Linked DNA regions of Homo sapiens: all the other regions are linked to region 1. Evidence: chromatin loops called from intact Hi-C (ENCODE). Cell type or tissue: natural killer cell. All regions are shown on one strand. Region 1 has its middle 49 kb from the start of IL1RL1. Region 2 has its middle 16 kb from the start of SLC9A2. Region 3 has its middle 5.2 kb from the start of IL18RAP.

The links. A loop is a pair of places that touch in the nucleus more often than their neighbours do. Peaks named below come from ENCODE experiments on the same cell type or tissue, not always from the same donor. Only the 100,000 strongest peaks of a DNase experiment are listed, where the experiment ranks them.
Region 2: a loop joins it to region 1, with 4 times the contacts of the local background. A loop is called at or near these places in 3 of 110 quality-filtered maps.
Region 3: a loop joins it to region 1, with 6 times the contacts of the local background. A loop is called at or near these places in 2 of 110 quality-filtered maps.

Annotation. Positions count from the first base shown.
Region 1 is chr2:102,258,760-102,266,759 of GRCh38, reverse strand. No RefSeq gene overlaps it. Among named protein-coding and RNA genes, the nearest start is that of IL1RL1, 49 kb to the left of the region's middle. In natural killer cell, no CTCF peak of the experiment used is centred here; DNase peaks (open chromatin) are centred at 4,419 and 7,989; H3K27ac peaks cover 1,431 bases.
Region 2 is chr2:102,599,177-102,607,176 of GRCh38, reverse strand. No RefSeq gene overlaps it. Among named protein-coding and RNA genes, the nearest start is that of SLC9A2, 16 kb to the left of the region's middle. In natural killer cell, no CTCF peak of the experiment used is centred here; no DNase peak of the experiment used is centred here; H3K27me3 peaks cover 286 bases.
Region 3 is chr2:102,413,912-102,421,911 of GRCh38, reverse strand. It overlaps a transcript of IL18RAP not described here. Among named protein-coding and RNA genes, the nearest start is that of IL18RAP, 5.2 kb to the left of the region's middle. In natural killer cell, no CTCF peak of the experiment used is centred here; DNase peaks (open chromatin) are centred at 3,341 and 3,801; H3K4me3 peaks cover 3,553 bases; H3K27ac peaks cover 5,738 bases.

The DNA of each region.
Region 1 (8,000 bases):
CCAATAAACTCCTTACTGAGTGAATTGTGTCAGGCTCTGGGCTGGCTCTTAGAAACTGTGGGCAGGGTGGCAGTAACAGTCCACAGCCAAGACCTGGGATGCTGAGGCAGCTCAGGGCTCAGAAGGTGGCCCACCATGGCAAGGGAAGAGGGAAAAGGAAGTTGTGGAGAGAGCCAGGACTTTGAAGCTTCCATGGGCCCAGATCTGGGGCCTCAAAACCCACTGTACTGGCAGACAACATGTCCCAGCAGGAGGCCAAGTTCTTCACTTACTGTGGCCTGGCAGGACTGGCCTTGGAGCCAGCAGAGGACCCAGTGAGCAGCTGTGGAAGCCAGAAGCAGAGAGACCAGAATGCAGCTAGAGTGTCATCTGGGACTGTCAAACTCTTCCAGCATGTTCTTGGATTTACTGCCTGCATGATTAAGCAACATACTCTTTTGAGAGTGCTGAAAAACCTCCCTTGAAGTTTTGCCGGAGACTCTTAGTCTTAGTCCCAGGGGCCCCTGATGTGACAAGGAGGCTGATCCTAGTTCTCTGAGCCCAGGCAAGGTTCCAGTTTACTTTGACCCCATGAAGAGACAAAACACTCAAAAGCAAATGCCATCATCTGCTTGAACCCTGAATTTTCTCTTCTTCTATCATTGTTACTATTATTAGTTATCATTGGCCAAATGCTAGTTATATGACAAAAGACTTTATCAAACATCTTAGCTTCACAATCTCCTTTAGTCCCCAGGGAGGAAACATTATTCCCATTTTGCAGTTCAAAAACCTGAGGCTTACTAGAGAAAAATAAAGAGTTGTGCATATTGTTGAAGGAGGACAAGGAGCTAAAACTCAGGTCTGATTCCGCAGCTCGTAACCTTTTCAAAAATTTGTGAGGACTAATACACATAATATAAAATTGACCCTCTTAACCATTTGTAAGTGTACAGCTCAGTAGCATTAAGTACATTCACACTGTTGTGCAACCATCACCACCATCCATGTCTAAAACTTTTTCATTTTCCTAAACTGAAACTCTGCATCCATTGAACAGTAACGTCCATTCCTTATACACCACACTGGCCCAGGCACCCACCATTCTATTTCCTGTCTCTGAATCTGACTACTCTAGGGACCTCACGCAAGTGGAATCATATGGTATTTGTCTTTTTGTGACCAGCTTATTTCACTTAACAGAATGTCCTCAAGGTAAGGCAGAGTCATGGGAGAGAATGTTTTCAATGCCATGACCACTGGGTTGTGGGGCTGGTGTTTTTCCTCTGTGCCACTCTGCTACTTAGGCCTACACTCTTGATTCCACTAAGGGCAGTGTGAAGACTGAACTGTGTCTCCGCCAAGTTCACATGTTGGAATCCTAACCCCCAGTATATATGGATATGAATGTATTTGGAGATAGTGCCTTTCAAGATGTAAGTAAGATAAAATAAGCTTATGTGGATGAATCCTAACCCAATAGGACTTGTGTCCTCATAAGAGCGCAAGACACTAGGGATGGGAACACACAGAGGAAAGACAACATGAGGACACAGCAAGAAGGCAGCTGTCTGCAAGCCAAGGAGAGAGGCCTCAGGAGAAACCGAACTGTTATTTACACAACAAAGACTGTGGTATTTTGTTATGGCAGCCTGAGTGGATTAATACAGACAGGGATCTCTGTGTCACAAGATAGGATGAACTGTCACATACTGGCCTCTCCCACTGGCAGTAATGCCTTTTCAGTCTTATTTGTGGCAAGGAGGACAGTAGTCACTGGCAGTCTACATTTATGTACCATACAGAGAGAGGTGTGGGTTTTAAGTCCACCATGAGGACAGGCAAAGGACGTTCTTTCAACATTTTGAGTTTCCACTAACACAACACTACAACCGGCATGTCTGTGGTTTCCTTGGCCCAATTTACCTTATTCTTTTTTTTTTTTTCTTTGAAACGGAGTCTCGCTCTGTCACCAGGCTGGAGTGCAGTGGCGTGATCTCAGCTCACTGCAGCCTCTGCCTCCCGGGTTCAAGCAATTCTCCTGCCTCAGCCTCCCAAGTAGCTGGGACTACAGGCACACACCATCATGCCTGGCTAATTTTTTGTATTTTTAGCAGAGACAGGATTTTACCATGTTGGCCAGGATGGTCTTGATCTCTTGACCTCATAATCCACCCACCTCGGCCTCCCAAAGTGCTGGGATTACAGGCATGAGCCACCGCACCTGGCCTCACCTTATTCTAACCAAGCTGCACAAACTCTCATACCCAGCAGCACCATAAAAATGTAATGTCTTCACCAACTACGTGAATCGCTTCTCTCTAGCCTGCTGCTTCATGGAACTAGGAGAGGAAAAAGACTCACAGAGTGAGTGACATGACCCAATAAATGAGCTTCCACCACCTGGAAGTCACCAGCCTCCTTATTAAAATTGCAAGACACTCTGACCTCAAATACAGAGGAATTCTTACACATGTCTTTGTGTTGAACACTGTCATTTGTGGGTGCCATAATCTGTATATAATGATTGCTTTTCAGAAAAACAAGTAGAAAAATCAGCCATTGTTTTTTTCCATTCTAAGACACATCGGAAATTCTAAAATGTAGCCTTCAAGATGGAACAGAAAAGCTGATGACCTGAAAGGAGTTCAAAAGTATGCAGAGGGCTGGGGGTGGAGGTGTGAGTCCAGAGAATGCCGGAGAGACATCCAGCCTGGCATTAAGAAAAGGGGCTGGGAGAATCACTCACTTGCTAGAAGAGTATCAGTGGGGCCTCCCAGGAAATTCAATCAGGAGAATCATGCCCTAAAAGTCATTTTGGAAATGTGTAACTCAGCACAGGAAAACTGAACAAGGGTGAGAATACCCCTTATGGAAATGAGATTCACACATTTTCATGTAAGATGAGCTCCAGGGAACAGCAGCTACCTTGGTGAAGCCATGGGTCCCTGGGGCAAATGTTTTGACCACAAGCCAGTGTAGACCCCAGGCAGGGGAAAAGTCTTCATGCTTCAAAGACCAGAAAAGAAATGGGGGTTGAGTGGAGGAGCAGTGATGATGCCAAAGAGAATAGATAGGTATAGAATTACAGGATAGAAATTAAAGGTGAACTGAAAACTAAAAGAGAAAAATCTTATTTTGCAAAGAGGATACCCAAGGGCAGCCCCTAATGAAGAGCAGTCCCAGGACTGGGGCTATGGATGGGCCTCAGAGGTCTGCTGAGCTGGTGGGAGGTCCCCTGCCCATGCTTCATCCCATCCCGAGGTAGCCCGTGCTGGTCATGCACCCCCACCACCAAGTAACAGAAATTGTCTGTGCGTATGATGGACTGCACTGAGCTTGGTGGACAGGTTTGAGAACAGGAAACTGACAAAAGGACTGAAGTGGAAAATGTCTTTGAACCCAGAGTGACATATCTCCCTCTTTTATCACTTGAAAGTGATAAGGGGGGATGTTAACCAGCATCAACAGCAAAATGACCCTGCCTTTGTGATGGCCCCTGTCTTCTCTTTCCCTAATTTTGTTTTCTCCATTGGGTACGAAATATGTGCTGGTGAAATTTACCTCATTTTACTGATTAGCACAAGTACAGAAGACATCCATTAAACAAATATTTATTGAACATCTGCTCGGCGAGGCACTGTGTTATATCACGGGAATGGAATGGTGAACAAGATAAAGATGACTTTTCTCCTCACAAATCTAACAACCTCAAGTTATCCAACTGCAGTCAGAGTGCCTGCCACACTTCTGATTGACCCTTCTACTCACCCAAAGCTTCTTTCCTTTCCATTCCAACAGCATCTTTTCAGATGTTCTATTTGGCTCAGATGTGAAAATGCATCATCATGTCCGTTGCTATAAGCCACTGCTCTCATTTCCTAACCATTGAGAAAAGGGACTCTTGCTGGTGCACCATCACCACCTCTCTTGCACAACTCAACGTTTCCCAGAACCTTCACCCATCTCCTCCCTCATCCCCACTCCTCCTTCCTAAGAAAAGCATGCCTCTTTTCCAAACTCAGCCCCTCCACTTGTGTTCTAGGTTTGATTTCTCAATCCTCCCAGCTCCCAATGCAGTCTCACCTTTCAAAGGGTTCTTCTATGTCTCAGTTCTGACGTCTGTATCTATCAGCTTCAGATAGTGATGTCTGTATCACTCGCTCTCTAAGCATGTTCTAGACACACATGCCCCTATAACTAAAGCCTTCCCTGGTCTTCACTTTCCTATGAAACCACTGCCCTGCCTCTCTCCTTCCTTTCTCTACCCAAATTCTTACAAAAGAGCTCTACTCCAGCCTTCACCGCCCCCACCACACACCTACCCCCTGGAACCTTGGGGTTTGAACTGCTCATTGAAGGTAATGGATTGCCTTCTGACTGACTTGCTAATGAAATCTTCTCAGCTCTCATCTGTTCTACACTGGTGCCATTTGACACTTTGACCACTTCCTCTTTGACACTCTACTCTTGGCCTCCATGACACCCTACTTTCTTCTTTGTGTCCCTTCCCTCACTCTGATTGCTATTTTTGGGTTCATTCACTGATTCCTCTTAAATGTAGGCATTTTCTAAGGATCTGTCTTTCCTTCTCTTTCTAGAGACTCTCATAAATTCTCATAATTTCAACTATCAGCAAATGCCGATGGCTTCAAGACCCATATCAAGCCAGTCTTCCTTCTCCCCCTCCTCACTTCACCTCACCTGCAAATTCACTCATGCTACCTACAAAATATCCATCACACTTCTTCACTTCTTTCATTACTCACTACCACTGTCCAAATTCAGGTCTCATCATGTCTCACCAGGAGCGTTCAATAGCTTCCTGTTTATTCTCCATGTGTGCCCTAGTCTTAGTGCATTCAATTTCATTTCCTCCTCAATAACCAGCAATGGTTCCCACAGCCCATGGAATCATGTCCACATTCATTGCTTAAGAGTCTTCACTCTGGATGCATGTCCTTGCTCAAAATATGGGCAAATTATTTACCTTCTTTGAGCTCTGTATCCTTACCTCACAGCATTGTGGTAGGAGCCGTTGTTCAGTTTGTACACTGCAGGAGTGTGTCCAGCTGATGGAGCAAGTGGCAACTAAAACCCAACCCATCCTCCAATCACTAAGTTCGTCCCACGACCTGGGCTGAGCTTGAGTCTGCTCAGAGAAGGAGGTACTTTTCTCTGCAAAGGAGGTACCTTTCTTTTCACACAAAGGTACAGTAAGGGCTGGGACTTCCCCAGATTTCTTCTTCAACACATGCATTTTATCCTCATACTTGACACTCGGGCCCAAATCTTCTATTTTTCCCAAATATGCCGTGTACATTAAGAAATCAGTGTTTATGTTCCCATTATCTCTACAGCCCTTTGTCCTCCCATTCTCTGCCAGGGGAAACCTTCTCATTCTCCGATGTCACTTGGTTTGGGAGGGCTCTGTGCATTCCTCCTGGCTTGGGACTTCCCTTTGAGTCCTGCATCCTGGTTACACATTTATAGAGCACTTATGTCAGTTTGTCTTGGATTGTACTCTTGATAAGGAATCTGCCTCCTCCATTTGTGTTCGATGACCTTAGGTCAGGACCCTGAGTGGAGCCCACCCATGTTTGCTGGTTTGAGTTCAGTACTTCTTGTAAACCTGGGATTGTAGCTAAGCACTATAGCGGTGCAGTTTGGGACACAAAGGTGTAGAGAAGAGTTTAAGGCTTAAACATGCATATCTAGAAGGAGCTAGATTAGAGAATGATTTTAAAATAACCCTAATTAAAGCAATAATAGTAGTCATAGAAAACATAACCAAAAAAGAGAGAAATCAAAATTACTTGTAATCCCACCACTCAAACCTTTGTCATCATTTTGCTCTATAACCTTACAAATGTTATTCTATATATATATATATATATTTTTTTTTTTTTTTTTTTTGAGATGGAGTTTCACTCTTGCTGTCCCAGTTGGAGTGCAGTGGTGTGATCTTGGCTTACTGCAACCTCCGCCTCCCAGGTTCAAGAGATTCTTCCACCTCAGCCTCCCGAGTAGTTGGGATTACAGGCGCATGCCACCACAGCCGGCTAATTTTTTTGTATTTTTAGTAGAGATGGGGTCTCATCATGTTGGCCAAGCTGGTCTCAAACTCTTGACCTCAGGTGATCTGCCCGCCTTGGCCTCCTAAAGTGCAGGGATTACAGGCATGAGCCACTGTGCCTGGCCACATTATTAATTTTTAAAATAAATTACCAACTTTTTCATGTGTTATACTATAAATAGTTTCCCATGACATAAATACTTTTCTTTAACATTATTTTAATGTCTGCATCATATTTTATTGTATGCTTGTACCATAATTTATTTAAATATTACCGAATTTCATTTTTTCTGTTTTATATAACACTGGAGTCAACATCATTATAACTAGATATCTGGCACACCATTAATAATCTCTTAAGAATAAATGCCTAGAAGTAGAACTGCAGGGTCAAAAATTAGGTGTTGTTTTCTTTTCTTTTTTTTTTCTTTTTCTTTCTTTCTTTCTTTTTTTTTTTTTTTGTGACAGGGTATCACTCTGTCTGTCACCCAGGTTGGAGTGCAGTGGTGCAATCATGGCTCACTATAGCCTTGATACCCCGGGCTCCATCACATCTGGTTAATTTTTAAACTTTTTGTAGAGACAGGGTCCCACTATATTGCTCAGGCTGGTCTCGAACTCCTGGGCTCAAGCAATCCTCCTGCCTTAGGCTCCCAAAGTGCTGGGATTACAGGTGTGAGCCACCATGCCTGGCCCAAAGTTAGGTACTTTTTAAAGATTTTTTGATACCTGTAATGAAACGGGCCACTGGAATCACCAAGCTAACCATTCCATTTGAGATCAATGGCTCGCCAATTTCACCAGCCTCGCCAGAATGGGTATTGTCAGAGCACAGAATTTTAAGGTTGGAAATAATCTAAGAGTTGATCTGCCCCGTGGGTCTCACTCAGAATCAACTGGGCATTATGTATTTCCTCAAGCTCCTCAGTTAATTATTCTGTGCAGTCAGGTTTGAGAACCACTAATGTAGTCAAAACCCCTCACTCTGGATTTGAGGAAACTAAGGGCCAAAGAAGGTACATAACTTTCCTAAATTGACCCATGGAAGGTACACAAATAAAAATGTATCCAAAAGATAAAGGAAAAGAAAATGATGTATTCAGGTGGAAAATTAAGTAGTAATCATTTCAAGTTAATTATGGATAGGAGAACTAGGTATTTAAATTTAAAATCATATTCTAAGCATGAAGACTGTTTAAGAACACAGAGTGAAAAGAGCGCTTGTCTTTCTTCTATTCCATGAAGAAACCATTCTCAGCCAATCAATTCACAGCCATTTGTTCATTTCAAAACTTGTATATTTTTAAGTCTAACTTTACAAAGAAGAGGAGATAATAACAAGGACCCTGATAAATTAACTATGTATGTGTGGGGTGTAAGAGACACTAAAACACAATTTTACACAAAAATCAACCCTGATGGTACCAGTCAAATAACTGGGTCTTTTTGTGAAAAAGAAATGAAAATACCTCCCAGTAGCCACAAAATACTGTAATCTTGTGGTTCTAAGAACCTTTAGTGAATAACAGTAAGACATGGTTGGATTTTGTGTTGATTTCAGGTTACATTTATTTCAGTTAAAGAAAAGGTGTAAACTTGTGAGATATATCATTTCTCCAGACTTGAGCACATGGAGAGGATTACCTGCATGTGTGTTTGGTGAGAGGAAGGGTACAATAGCCTAGAGACCATGTCTGAGATGACATGTCTTTTAGAGAAGCTGAATTAGCATTTGTGATCAATGGTTACTTCCAATCACCACTTTACAAGAAAAAGTGATTTTAGCACCTTCGTTTCTGAGAAAGGCAATGTTCTCAGAAAGGAAAGTTTTTAACTCTGTTATTTGCTGCTCTCAGGAGATACTTGTGGTTTTGAGAGTGTTACTTGCCTGTTACTGAATCCACATTACTACTCCTGATGGTGAAATGAAAAGAGATATTACTTT
Region 2 (8,000 bases), 340 kb before region 1:
TCTGAGTAGCTGGGATTACAAGCATGCACTACCACACCCAGCTTATTTTTGTATTTTTAGTAGAGACAGGGTTTCACCATGTTGGTCAGGCTGGTCTAGAACTCCTGACTTCGTGATCCGCCCGCCTCGGTCTCCCAAAGTGCTAGTATTATAGGCGGGAGCCACTGCACTCGGTCTCCTTTGCTTTAAAAAAATTGCTTTCTTCAGTTTCAATATTCAGAGGAAACACTATATTCCTTTGGATCTTTAAGTATGATGAACATCAAGAATGGCTAAATCATATCAGATATGAAAATAAGAAACTAATTTCAATTCCACTGGACTTAATTTCACATCTACTCAGGTTTAAATTCAGGCCTATCTAGGTTTTAAGTTTTAGATTAAATTCACTCAGATTCATTTCCAACTACTGGAAAACTTTGGCAAAGTTGCCAAGCTCAGAAGTTAGTAGGTCAATTCGCCAAGAATTCCCTGCAGTCCTTGAAGTTAAAGGTTAGCAGAAAAGAGTTGCAACAGCACTTTATTAGGAACACACACACTATAACCATCAAAGAGGCTGCCTGTGAGAAGTTTCACTGGGCCTGAGGCACTGTTTTCCCAGATGTTCATGTTTAGTAGTTACATCACAAGTGTAAACCAGGTGATCCAAGCTCATGAACTGGAGCCAAATGAATCACTGAATGGAAAGCATTCAGAAGCATTTTTAGTAGTACTTACAAGGGAGGTGACAGCCTCCACAGTGCCAGCAAGAAAAGACAACATCCACATCCTAGTTATAACTAATGGTATCTTCAACTCCTATCCTCTCCTATGCTAAGCTGGATATCTGACTGGAAGAAGAAAGAGCTGCGTCTTCAGGATTATACAAGCACACGAAAAAAGTGCACACACACATACACACACACTCCCAGTCTTTTCCATTGCAATATCTGCATTTACATCTGTAGAGAATGAGGTCCTTCAAGAATGCACTGACTTGCCAGGCACAGTGGCTCACACCTGTAATTCCAGCACTTTGGGAGGCTGAAGCAGGTGGATCACCTGAGGTCAGGAGTTCAAGACCAGCTGGCCAACATGGTGAAACCCTGTCTCTACTAAAAATACAAAAATTAGCTGGGCATGGTGGCTCATGCCTCTAATCCCAGCTACTTGGGAGGCTGAGGCAGGGGAATCACTGGAACTCGGGAGGCAGAGGTTGCAGTGAGCCAAGATTGCCACTGCACTCCAGCCTGGGCAACAGAGAGAGACTGTCTCAAAAAAAAAAAAGGCACTGATTTGCTCAAAGGTCAGTGCCAACCCCAAGTAAAGAATCTTGCCTTCTGACTCTCAGCTTGGTCTCTTCCCATTTGGCTAAATGACAACTGGTACTTTGATCATTCAAACAGGTTAGTGTGCCTTAAATATTTATTTTCAGGTATCTACCCAAGATTGATTGGGAAGTTTTTCATATGAATGTATGGCCTCAATAAAAGATGCTTGGTGAAGGGCCAGGCACAGTGCTTCACACATGTAATCCCAGCACTTTAGGAGGCTAAGGCAGGTGGATCACCGGAGCTGAGGAGTTCGAGACCAGCCTGGCCAACATGGTGAAACCCCATCTCTACTAAAAATACAAAAAAATAGCTGGGCGTGGTGGCAGGCAGGCACCTGTAATCCCAGCTACTTGGGAGGCTGAGACAGAAGAATTGCTTGAACCTGGGAGGCGGAGGTTGCAGTGTGCCAAGATTACACCATTGCACTCCAGCCTGGGCAACAAGAGCGAAACTCCATCTCAAAAAAAAATATATTATGTGAATAAAACAGAATTTCAGATGTTCAGAATTTCAGACATTAAAGAGATTACACACTATTGGACTGTCATTATAAAATATTACATTTACATCAGTGTAAATGAGATTTAGGAGGAAAGAGTCAGATAATGACAGAAGATAAATGAAAATTATTTTTCTGGTCCCAAAGAATGCAGGAACAGCTTCCTGACCTATGGAAAAGAAAGAATTGTCCATTTTCCATGGAAAATACAAGCTCACTCAGAAGGTAAAATGAAATCTAGCTAAACCCAAGAAACTTTGTTTTGCAATACACACACACAGTCACACACACGTGCACACCCTAGCTCAGGCATAGCCTGGATTCTCAGCAAGGGAGCCAGGCAGGGCCTTTACTGACACTGGCACCTGCTGCCTTGCATGCCCTATTTTCTAAAGACGCCACAACCCTGCCTGCCCCTGGTAGAGAAAACAGCTGCAGACAGGAGGCTACAGTGACTAAGCACAAAAGCAGATGAAACAGAGTCCCATGCAGTAAGGCCTGCAACAAAGGTCGTTGGCTGTGATAAGAATCTCCAGAGTTGTTGATAAAGAAGAAACAAAATCAGAAAAGAAATCTCAGCACAGAGTTTTTCACCTGTTCTATATTTACTCACACAATGATGTTCTTACTATTTTTCCAACTTCAGTTGCTTGTGTACTGACAAGTGAAAAAAGGATTCCATCTGATGTTAATATATACCTAGCTCTATCCATCTTTTTATCTTAGATTTTGATATAAATATTTGCACTCCCATAATTTTTCCCCATCTAAACAAGGACACATGCTTCCTTTTCTTTATAATCCAATCCAAATCTAATTCCAGGGTTTTACTGTATTTTCACCTTGTCTGAAAACTCTCTCTGATTATTCTCTTCTTCATATCATTACACCATTAGCTTTGGTTCCAAAGAGAAGATATTACAAGATTTATGCTTACAACGATGACAAGGAAAACTTGGAGTTAGACCACAAGGGAAAAATGAAAATGTCCCTTTACCTGAAAATAGAAGCTAGGTTGTGTTCACAAGAACAAATTATTTGACTATATTTAAATCATTTTTAACAACTGATGGGGCTCACTGCCTGACTGAGTCATGGTTAGATTGTGAAGACAATCAAAACATATAAAATATTCTCGCTGTCTTGCCATGTGTACATCCAACAGAAAGTACTTGTTTTTGACTTTTGAAAAACATGACCGCAGTGCAATCCAGCCCTTACTATTTAAGAACCAGTTCTTAAAACCTGTTGCATAATTCACTGACATCAAACAAAGCCGTGGAACCAGTTCCTCTATTGGGCTGTAACAAGAAGACAAGAGACCACTTCTTTAAATCTTTTTATTAGATTATGTAATTGTCTCAGTAAGTAGACCTACATTCATCTACTTATATCTGGGTTCCACCTGGTACACTAAATCCCATTCAAACAACTCATGATTTACTATTCGCAAGATGCTTTTTTATAATGTATAAATCTAATGACATACTCATGTCTTGCACCCACATCTCCATGTTTTTCTGTCTTGAGATGTATTTACGTTCTGGGAAGTGGGAAACTGCTTCCTCAGGCATAGTTGTACTTTCATCCAAAGGGCTATGCCAGGCAGGATGCCCATGTAGAGATGTGTTTCCTTCTTAGATGTAGTAACATATAAAATCTTAATATATACAAAATTTTCAAACATTGTGGAAATATCATGGTGAATTAGCGGATCATTATATAAATATGTCCTAGCTATTTGGATATGAGGAATAAGAAAAACCAATATATGCACTACTTCCATTGAAGTCACATCAAAACAAACATAAGAATGTCAACAAGACATTCAGCAATTAAACATGAAATGCTAAGGGAAAACTCATTTTTCTTTTATTAACATTGACCAAGGAATTGATCGATTTTGAAAAGCATAAAAAATAACTATTGTCTGAATTTTTCAATCAATTCTGAGAAAGTGTTACAATTGCAGAATAAGGAGCTGGTTTTGAGCAAAAAATAGAATCCAGTATCCTCAAATCTCTTCTTTTATTGTTCTTCTCACTCCACACATGGGGAAACACCTACCTGAATCAGGCCAAATATCTGCTTTCTCTGCACATACACCCAAACACCACTGGCAAGTAGCACAGCTGTTAAGATTCAGAACATGATAAATTCATGATATCACACCATTCCTGGGTGCTCAATGATGCCAAAAAAACAAACAAACAAAAACAAACAAAAAAACAAAACAACAACAAAATCAGGTTTTCTTAGTTTCTTCTCTCAATTTTGGGGGGGATTTTCTAACTTTATCTAGTTTCCTTAGACATAATACTTCACCTCTTCTGTGACACTATTCTACCCTCTATTTTCCAAAAAAGAGAAACTATCAACAAGAATTTTCTCCCATACACCAGATTAACTATTTATTTTGTTCCATACTGATATTTTTCTCTTTCCCTTCAGCTACAATAGAAGGGGTACCTCATTTCCTGTCCAAACAGGACAGGAATTTTGTTCTTCCATATGAGCTCCAAATCTCCCTCTCTTGGATAGTGTTAAGAACCACACTACACTAATTACTCCCTTACTCTTTGCTATTCAATTTCTTCCTCCATAAAGGCATCCATACTTCCTCCAAAGCATTCCTAGTATGGCTTTGACTGTACCTTCTTAGGCTCCATGGCAGGGTCCCTTCATCTGTCCCACCTTTGATTGTTGAGCTATTGGTTGATGTTCCTCACCATTCTGACCTCTTCTTGTATTCTCTGTGAGTGTTTCTGCTTTCTCCCTTGACATTCATATCCAATCATGCTTGGGATGTACAGATCTACCACTAGCCCTAAACTCTCCACTGAACTTCAGATTCATATTTATGGCTAACTTCAAGACAGTGCCTCCTGGATATGTAACAGGTAACTCAATATGTTTAGAATATAAAACTGAATTTGTATCTTACACCATACACACAAATCAACTGAAAATGGATTAAAGACCTAATGAATAAGGCCTGAAACTATAAAACTCCTAGAAGAAATCACAAGAAAAAAAAGGTTCACAACATTGGTCCTGGAAATAATTTCATGGATATGATGTCAAAAGCATAGGCAACCAAAGTAAAAACAGACAAGTGGAACTACATCTTATGAAAAAGCTTCTGCACAGTAAAGGAAACAATCAATAGAATAAAAAGGCAACCTACAGAACGGGAGAAAATATTTGCAAACCTTGTATCAGTTAAGGGGTTAATTTTCAAAATATTCTGTATAAAGAAACTCATGCAACTCAATAGCAAAAGAAATATAACTTGATTTAAAAAATAAGCTCAACACTTAACTAGACATTTCTCCAGTGAAGACATACAAATTGTCAACAAGTTTATGAAAAGATGCTTACGGTCACTAATGACCAGAGAAATGCAAATCAAAACCACAATGAGATCTCACCTCGCAGCTGTTAGCCTATTATTACAAAAAAAAAGAAAAGACAGAAAGTGTTGGTGAGGGTGTGGAGAAATTGAAATCCTTGTAAGCTGTTGGTGAGAATGCAAAATGGTGCAGCCACTGTGGAAAAAAAGTATGAAGAATCCACAAAAAGATAAAAATTCAACTACCATATTATCCAGCAATATTGCTTCTGGGTATTTATCCAGAGGAATTGAAATCAGGATCCCGAAGAAATATTAGCACTCTCATATTCATTATAGCACTGTTCACAATGGTCAAGATGTGGAAACAACTTAAATGTTCATTGATGAATGAACAGATAAAGAAAATGTGGTGTATATCTACGACATGGTTTGGCTGTGTTCCCACCCACCCCATCCAAGTCTCATCTCGAATTGTAATCCCCACATGTTAAGGGAGGGACCTGATGGGAGGTGATTGGATCATGAGGGTGGTTCCCCCATGCTGTTCTGGTTGTTTGATAAGTCTCTGGCACTCCTCCCTTCTCTCTCTCTCACTCTCTCCCCCTCTCTCTCTCTCCCTCTCTCTCTCTCTCTCTCACCTATCACCATGTAAGACGTGCCTTGCTTCCCCTTTGTCTTCTGCCATGATTGTAAGTTTCCTGAGGCCTCCCCAGCCATGAGGAACTGTGAGTCAATTAAACTTCTTTTCCTTAAAAATTGCTCAGTCCCAGGTAGTGTCTTTATAGCAGTGTGAAAGCAGACTAATACAACCTACAATAGAATATTATTTAACCTTAAAAAATGAAATCCTGAAATATGCAGCAACTTGAATAAATCCTAAGGATATTATGCTAAGTAAAATAAGCCTGTCACAGAAGAGCAAGTGTTGCATGATTTTACTTGCATAAGGCATCTAAAATAGTCAAACAGAATCCAAGAGTAGAATGGTGCTTGCTAGGAGGTAGGGGTAGGGGGAAATGGGGAGCTGCTCATCAATATGGCATAAAGTCTCAATTATGCAAGATGAATCCTTCTAGAGGTCTACTGTACCACATCGTTTCTATAGTTAACAATACCGTATTGTACACTTAGAAAATTGTTAAGGGGGTAGAGATCATGTTAAGTGTTCTTGCCAGAATAAAATAATTTTTTTCAAAAAAGAAACAAATGCATCATCTGTCTCTTCCTAAATCCAGTGTGACCCTTGCCTCAAATCCTCATTTTATTAAATACAAGACCATCTATTTGGCTGCTTAAGAAACTTTGGCATTATACTTGTTTTCTCTGTCTTCTTCACGTACCACATCAAGTCAAACTCCAAGTCTTCTTACTATGACTTCCAAATATCACTGGAATCCATTCACGTCTCTTCATCCTATTTGCTCCACCAGCACCTTGAGCCTAGGATACCTCAATAGCCTCTCTGCCGCCTGTTTCTCTAATTCTGTGATCCATTGTGTGGCCACAATAATCTTTCCACTCAAACTCTATGCTACATCTAACTGCTTTAACTTCTAAGCCATCATGCCCTCCGTAACTCTTGAGCATGCTAACACACCTCTTCTCTACCTTGCCTTTTCAATTCATATTTATTTGCTTTTTTAACTCATAGCTTAGATGTCATTTTCTTTGTAAAACCTTGCTTTTTACCATGAGTCTAGGTGATGGGCTCCTGTAGCATTTTTCTTTGTAAAACCTTTCTTTGCACCATAAGTCTGCCTTTCTAATTGGCTCCTGTAGCATCCCACCGAAATGAAAGTTTCTACTTAGTTGTCTGGATCCACTTCTGAATTACAGAAACTCTGGTTGTCTTGATCACTGCTGTTGTGCTAGAACCTAGTACGGCACCTGCAATATAAGAAATATTCTAAATAATTGTTGAATTAATTAATTCATAAATTAGTGAATTGTTTTAGAACTAGTTGAAAACTAAACAGAAGTAAGAAATTAGGTTGAGAGAATTAAGGTGCAAATTATCTAAATTATTCATAATGTCTATTTTGTGTCATCAATTATTGAAAAAATTCACTTGTAAACACGACTTTTACATGTCTGTGATAGACTTCATTAATTACTGCCCATTCTTCATTTCTTTCTGTATCTATGCCATTTTTCAAGTAAGTTAGCAAAGCTCTCTCACCGTGGGCAGGATATATTTCTCTACCTCTTAACCCTGGTTTCAACCTCGAGGCATGCTTGAGGCAATAGATTGATGTGAAAGTAACACTGTGACATTCTGAGTCTAGGACTCAAGGGGACTTGCATGTTTCTGCTAGCTCTCTTGTGCCTCAGCCACGCCATGAGAAGACTATGCCTGTGGTAACCTGCTGCCCCCAGGAGGAGAGTGAAACCGTGGAGCAGAGCTACACCAGCCAAGATGCTTTGGCTGAGCCCAACCAAATCACGCTCTGGTGGCTAAATAAACGCTTATTGTTTTAAGCCACTGAAGATTGGGGTAGTTTATTATACAGAAAGCTTGTGTCAATCAATTCCCGGACATATAGGTCTGTCACTTTAATCATTTGGGCCTAGCTACCCTAGAAAATGGTTATGACATTTACTTGCCATTTTTCCTTAGGAGATAATGACATTTTGAAAAAAAAAATTGCAATACACATATCTGGCTAAAGACTTGAATCCAAAATACATAACTCAGAGAAAACAATAATAAAAACACAAAAACCCAATTAAGAATGGCCACACTATTAGACTTGGATAAATATTTCCCAAAAGAAGGTATACAAATAGCCAATAACATATGAAAAGATGCTCAACATCATTAACCATCAGGAAA
Region 3 (8,000 bases), 160 kb before region 1:
TCTCCCAGGAAGCCAGAAGAAGTGGGGTCCCTGATACCATGGGGAGATTAATCTTGGACAAGAGGCAGGTAGAACCATGCAGGTGAAAAGGAAAGTCTGCCCAGACCACTTTGTCCAGGTGGAGCCAGAAAGTACAGGAAAGTACAGGATGCTACCACCTGGCTGCTGATGCTGACCTGGCTGTCTGCTGAGAGCAAGGCGTGTTCATGGAAGAAAGAAAGGGGGTTCTGTGCAATGCGCCTTGCAGAATGCCACGGATAGGTGTTAAGGTCACTGCATTATCCCCATTGCTGACAACTGACAGCTCTTCTTACAAGGACTGCAACCAAGGAACAAGGCAGGATCAGCAATGGCCTTTAAAGATGTGGTCTCCCCACTTGCCTTTCCCTTGTCCACAAAGTCTCCGAAAGAACAGTCCTCCAACTCCACCACCAGACACATCTTCCTAAGCAGCAAGCCTGGGCATTTCATTTCCATGCCCAAAACGTCACCGGCTCCCACCACCCATGTGATGAAGCACAGATTCCAGAGCACCATGGACAAAATGCTGTAGCGTTTGGCTCTCTCATGTCTTCCCTGATTTCTTCCTCAGAGAGTCGTTCCCTGACCACCTGGATAAAGAAGCGCCCTCTCCCTTCTTGCCATCAACCATCTCTCTTGCTACTCATTTTAAATGACTTTTGTCTTAGCACATATTATTGTCTGAAAATATCTTACTCCTAAAACTTCTCCCCAACTAGAATATAAGTTCCATCCCAGCAGGAACTGAGTTTGTCTTTCTGAGTCCTGCAGCCTCTCTGCAGGAATAGTGCCTAGCTGATAACAGGAGCTCAGTAATGACTTGTTCAGGATTTAACCATGCTGCAGTAGATCAGTTGTTCCTTACACCTTGTCCTCCCACTAGATTGGGAGCTCCTGAAGAGCAGATATCCCATTTCAGAAATCATATATCCTGATCCTAGGAGAGTGCCAAATGAACAATTAGTAATAAATTCTGTGTTCTGAAAAAATGATAAACACTTCCAGAGCCATCAGAACAAACACATAGCAATCTATTATGGTGATTCACATACTGTGTGGCTCCAATTAAGTCACTTAGGCTCTTTTTGGACCTCAGCTTTCTTACCTGCAAAATAAAATGTCTGGACTGTATCAGTAGTTCCTCCACCTTAGAATGAGGGAATCAGAATTTCTGATGTTTAAGTCGGGATATTTGTAATTTTTAAAAAAGCTCCCTGACTTGTAAATCATAAGATCAGATGGTTGCTAAGATCCTCCCAGCTCTACCATCCCGCAATTTATGTCTAAATGTCCAAGCCTATAGCAAATTAGTTACCACGATGCCCAGCAGTCTCCAGCACTCAGGAATGTCCGCCAACCTTGAGATGACAGATACTGCCTACTGATGCACCCACCCACCAACTGGCCTCAGACCTCCAGCTGCCTGGGGCTGATTGCAGGCTGCAGCTATCACTCTGGGACAGTGTTTCTCAAATCATCTTGATTATAAGAATCACCCGAAACCCTTATTACAAATGCAGATTTTTGGGCTTCCTGAGGACTTATTAAATCAGATTCTCAAGGAGAAGAACAATGGAACCTACATTATAAACAAGTGTCAGAGCCACCACGCTCATCTGGGAGACACTTTTGGGAAACCCTGCTCAGGGATAAGCATAGAGCTTGGGGAGGTGGGTTAGTGCTGAGTTACAGTAGCTGTTGCCAGCATTGTAGGCAACTGACCAACATGAGCCCAAGACCATTCTGGAAGTCTCATTTATGTGGGACAACACACCCACACTGTGTGGCTTGCTTGTTAATATCTACCTTTTGAAGGCCATCTAATGTCTAAGTGATGTCTTCCATGCTGCCGTCACTAAAATGCTTCACCGAATCGGAAGGAGCCACCAAAATGCAGAGTACATCATTTATTGAGCACTGGGCAACTTAAGCCAAAGCAAGCTTCAGACTCTGCTTATGGGAATAAAATAATGTGGCACTCATTTACTTTCTGTAAAGTGAAGCGGGGTGCTGTCTTTCTCATATTACAGATGGACAACCAAGGCTCACATTGCTTGGAATGGCAGTGCCCATTCTCAATGATAATCACATACCTGGTAAGTATTAGAAGGGGGATTCATATCCAGGTGTAGAGGGTCTCAAAGCTTCTGATTTCCCCATCACCATATGTTGTCCTTCACAGAAGGAATTGAGAGCCCAACAGCGCTGGGAGAATCTACAGAATCGCTTCTTTATCAATTTTCCAGATGCGTTTTTTGAGAATCACATATGTTTTTTCAGAGGATGAAGATTTCCCTTTCAGTTGGTCAAGGCTACACCTTCAGCTGTCTCTGGCAGAAATAATGAACTAAACTTTACCCACAAAACTTTTTGGTGAGAAACGGGGGAGAGAGAGGAAAGTGCTGGAGAAAGCAGTGTCAACAGGGATCTGAGACCCAGGGAGAGAAATGTCACCATCAAAGGCAGACTTAAACTACTTTACACAGAGAACACCTGCAGACAGAGATTTGGTCTCGTGTAATAGTGACAGTATTTAATTTAACTAATATCATTATGATTCTCAGATGCTCCATGGTGGCTTTAGACCCCATTGTCTAGGGATAACAGAAAATGAAGCTGTAGTACCTGCCATCAAAGATGTTACAGTTAAGTTTAAATGGGCATTCAAATTTGGCAAATATCTTGAATCTCTCTGCTCTTAGCCCTTCCTGTAAAATGCTCAAAGCACTTTAAACGGGTTTATTTTATAACCATCAGTTTTTTTAAGTGAAGACTCCGTATATATGGAGATGTAAATTTTGTTAGTAAATAACCCATTTTGTTATTCTAAAATATTTCTTGAAAAGTAATTGTATTAGCAACTCATTTTTTAAATTATTTAAGCTATTCTCCCAACTTATGTTTTCTGGTTAGGAAATCTAGTGAAAAAAAAGAAGTACTGCTCTCTTACCTTTATTTCCTGCTCTTAAGACATAAAAAAAAGAGGAAGGAACTTCAAGTCCTTATTTCAGTAACTGCCAGCTTTTGTATCTGAACGAAAATATGTGAAAATATCCATTTTCAAAGGGTTCTACTATATTTCTTCCTATCCAGAGAGATACCTGGAGAAGACACAATAGCCACGTTACACCAGCTCAAAAATAAAGGATTATAACTGGAGGAAAAAGGAAAACCTTATTTTGTAAATGACCATGGACATTGTGAAATGGATGGTCATACAGAGGAAAATCAAATAAACTACCTCTTTCAGTAGGAAGTGCTCTGAAGAAGAAGCATCTCAAACTCTTCTCTGACCAACCTCCTTGATGAGATAAAGTTTGTGGTTGGGTTTAGTTGAAAGAGTGAGTAAGCTGGTTTCCTTTACAGGAATTTCCTGTAAAGAATATTAACTTTCAACTCAATTTCTCAACTGTGGGTTTTGGTTTTCTTCTTGTAAAACTAATCTCTAAAAGTGTGACCTTTGAGATAAACACTAAAGCCTATTTTGTGATTAACTTTCTAATTTTGAAAAAGAAAAATTATGTCTCCAACACCAATTTTATAAAGCAATAATTTATTAATACATAAAGGAAAATACATTTAAAGTCTAAAGTTACTTGAGTTTTTATGTTCCTATTGAGAGATAGTCTCAGAATATAACATATAATTGAAAACTCCATTGTTCCTTTGATAGAGCAACTGAAACCATTTAATACTTCAAAAACTCTGAGACCACAATAGTTGTAATGAGTTTTGTCTAGAAACCATCTTGGTGAAGTCTAGATAACATCCTCCGTCAAGAGTCTAGTATTCTAATAAAGGTAAAGCTGGCACAGCTGAGCACATCAAAGCTCCAGGCTGCTTCTACACATATGTAGAGAATAACATGAAATACAAATGAAAACTAAATTTACTTTGGTATGAAAGCAAAATAAGTGTTTACCTGAGGTGAGGGTAGGAGGATACAAGAAGAATTAGTAACTGCAGACAGGAAGGAGCCCCAAAAATGTATCCACCACTGGTCATGAGTCTACCTAGGATTCCAAGAGGATGTGAGGGTTTGTTCCAAGCCTATTCCAACAGTGGTAACAAGGAGCAGTGAAACAGACACTCCAGGCATGTGATGCTTCAGGTTTACAATGTCATGTGGCAACAGGCCCAGTAGTAAGAACAAGGGCAGGAGACCCGGGAAGTTTTGGAGAAATGAGGTTGAATGAATGAAAAAGGCTAATAATAAGGTGTTGTTTTTGGTAAGTGTTCAATAACCATTGAATGGAACTATATTCAAGTGAATTGGGGTGTGGAAGCTGTCCTTGTGAAGTTTCAGAGATCTTGATGCAGACCTCAAAACTGAATCTAAAGTTATTGTATAAGCCATGCTTGCATTGCTATAAAGAAATATCCGAGACCAGGTAATTTCTAAGAAAAGTGGTTTAATTGGCTCATGGTTCTGCAGGCCACACAGAAAGCAGAGCGGCATCTTTTCCTGGGGAAGCCTTAGGAAGCTTCCAATCATGGCAGAAGGCAAAAGGGGAGCAGTCACATCACATGGTGAAAGCAGGTGTGAGAAACGGGTGGATGCAACACACTTTTAAACTACCAGATCTCACTCGCTATCGTGTGGACAACACCAAAGGGATGGTGCCAAACCATCATGAGAAACCTGACCCCATGGTCAGATCACCTCCCACCACGCCCCACCTCCAACACTGGAAATTACAATTTAACGTGAGATTTGTGCAGGAACTAATATACAAACTATTTCAGCTATTTAGTTGCCTCCTAAAGTGAATTTGATCACTTTAATAGAGTTTGAACAGGGCTTACAGGAGATGGAAAGTCTTGCTGTAGACATTGTGGAGCTAGTCTCTAAAAATGGCTGCCATCAATTCTTCCACCAACTCCTCACCTTTTCCCATTTACTTCCATGTGCATTTTGTTTCTCACATCAAGAGATAAAATGTGTTTTCTCTGTCCTTGAATCTAGCCTGGCTTTATGGTTCACTTTTGATGAAAAGAACACAGTGGAAGTGACACTGTTGCCAGTTGCAGACCAGTTTTTAAAAGATCTTCAGCTTCCGATTCCTCTTTTGGGAGCCAGACACCAGGTAACAAGCCCAAATATCCTGAGATCACCTTACTGTAAAGAAGCCTAAGCTAGGCAGATTGTGAGAACAGGAGAGAAAGAGATGCTAGGCCAGGCCCCAGCTGTTCTAACCCACCCGGCTTCAAGCCTGTGAGTGAATACCTACAGCAGATGTGACATGGAGAAGAACAACAGCTCAGCTGAGCCCAACCCAGATTGCAGCATTGTGAAAAATAATACGTTGTTAAGTTTAAGTCACTATGTTAGGTTTAAGTCAATAAATTTTGGGGTAGTTTGTTAGACAGCAATAGATGATGGAAAAATATATTACCATGTTACCATTGGCCAAATGAGTTCTATTTCACTTGAGATAAATTCCTGGATGAAATGGAAATGAGTCCACTTGGTGAATTTATGTTTCAAATTATGTTGTGCATACCTATTATTTTCTCAGAAATATGGTTCAAGGAGAAATAAAACACTTTTTTGACTTCCAACTATTCATATTTTTGAGAGAGAAATAATTATAGTGTATAGTCATGAATTTAATCCAAGAAACATATACTATCCATCTTCTACCTGCAAGATCTTTTGCTGGTCGACCTAAAAACAAGCTGTGTCATAATTAATATAAGTAAAGACTTTATTTGGGCAGAGCTTGAGGATCACATTGTGGGACCATAGATTCAAGTTGTTCTGAATATATTCTCTGACCAGCAGCAGTTACAAGTAGATTTTTAAAGGAAAATAAGAGGCAGTTTCTAAGTTGTTTAGCAAGAATTACATTAAAATAAGACAAGCTATTGATTGGCTATCCATGTTGTCTGTCTCATGATGTTCGAGAACCTGAAGATAATGAATGAGGTAGCTAGTCAGAAACAAAATGACTTTAAACAATTGCCCTAGGCATGAGTACAGTGGGGGGGTGAGAGGTGGGGAGCATGACTGAAGTCACGTACTCATATCTCTCTGGGCCTAATAAATTTTGCATACCTCAGATAGCTCACACTACTCTGAGCTATTTTTCTTCTCTCTTTTCTCCCCACTTAGATCAAAAATCTTCCCATGGAAGCACTGATGATCAAACTCTGCTTAGGTTAGAATAGGCATCCTTCATCCCTTGGCATCCCAAGGAAGGCCCATTCCTAGATAGATCCCAGTCAAGTGATTTATATAACTTCCATTGCTTGTTGAATTATCTCTAGTTTTTGAAGTTTTATGCTTTTGTTTGTCTTGGAAGAAGTACAGCAATGAGAGATACGTGGTGAAACCTATTTCACTGGGGATTCAATCCAAATTTTAGGAAAATAATAAAAACTCAAAAACAATTAATGGTCAGGGCTGCGATCTAATAACAGGTATGCTATAATCTTCCTTGGAAACATAATTTTACTCTCTCCAGTTTCCCATTTCTACCAAAGATAAATCTTACTAGGATCAATTTACTTGTAAAATAAGATATAGTATTATACTTGGTCTGATTATTTGCATAAAGTGCAATAAGAATCATGATTAGACCTATAGGCTGTTTTAAGTTGGCTTTGCTGGAACTTTCACAGGGCATTTTGGATTACACTTTTAAAAGCCTCGAGGTTAGGAAGCCAAGCCAAGAATTTGCCACCAGGATGTACCTGTGATACCTGTACAAATTGGGTAAATTCCTCTCTTCTTGAGGTTCCAACATGTCTTGAGGACCCTAGAGCTGTCAGAAAATGGTATTCTTTACTTACTGCAAAATTAGAAACCTTAAAAAGGAACCATGTACATAAGTTACTATGCCATCCTTTTCAAGAGGCTTTTGATTGGTTCTATAAAGTCAATTTCAATTCTTCAAAGCAGTCTGGTTATATCTGAAAATATGCCATTCCAGTCAAAGCCTTGGTAAAATAATCAGTGTCTCCAATTGTGTCCTGTTACAGAAAACAGATTCTTATTAAACTTATGCAAATAACTACATTGCCAATAAAATAAAAATGCTCACATATAGTTTCCAAATTTTGGAGAAATCAGGTGGAGAGAAAGGCAAATGCTTCAATTTTACTCACAAAGATCTATTTTACCCAATGGCTATAATCTACAAATAGCTGAAAAGAATTTTTTTCATGACTCTGGCAAACAAAATATAAAAAGAATCAGCAATGCTTCAAACAAAACATCTTAAAAATCATTTCAGTCCTCTATCACTTCAGTCCCATGTCATTAACTTTTCTTGTGCTTGAGGTTGGGCTAGCAATCTTCGTGAATGCATCAGTTTATTAGAGTTCTGAGTGTTTTTACACAGTCCAATCATATAATATCTAAAGTAATCAGAAACCTGTATTCAAGAGTACTTGTCAAGGTACACTTTCAAGAATCTCCTTGGAGAAAAAGCAAATTTTGGACTATAGCTGATTATAAACCGTTTTTTGAGAAGAATCAAAGTAAGACAACAAATGTCTGTGGATGACAAAGGACTTAGTACTCTAAGTCTTTAGCCATGGCTAAAGATGCATGTGACAAGGAAATTTGGTTATTTCTGTGGCAGACAACATTTTAAAATAACAATCATAATTATATCTGACAATGTATATAAAGACATATCAGAATTTTACAAATTTCACATGATTTTGGAGCACATATTAATAATATATCCACACCAATGATGCAGGATTTTTGCTCCTTAGCTCAGCTAGGTCTAGGTTTTTGTCTCATAACGAGGAAGAAATATGCACTCAGACATCAAAGAGTGAGTGGAGTAGAATTTATTAAGTGAAAGGAAGGCTCTCAGCAGACAGGGACCCTGAAAAGCAGGTTTCCGGCTGCCCCCTTCACAGTTGAATACCAGGGCATAAGGTGTGAATTCCTGGTAGCTCCACCCCGTCCTTCCAATGAACATGCGGGCACTTAGACTGACTTGCTCCATATTGATTTATTT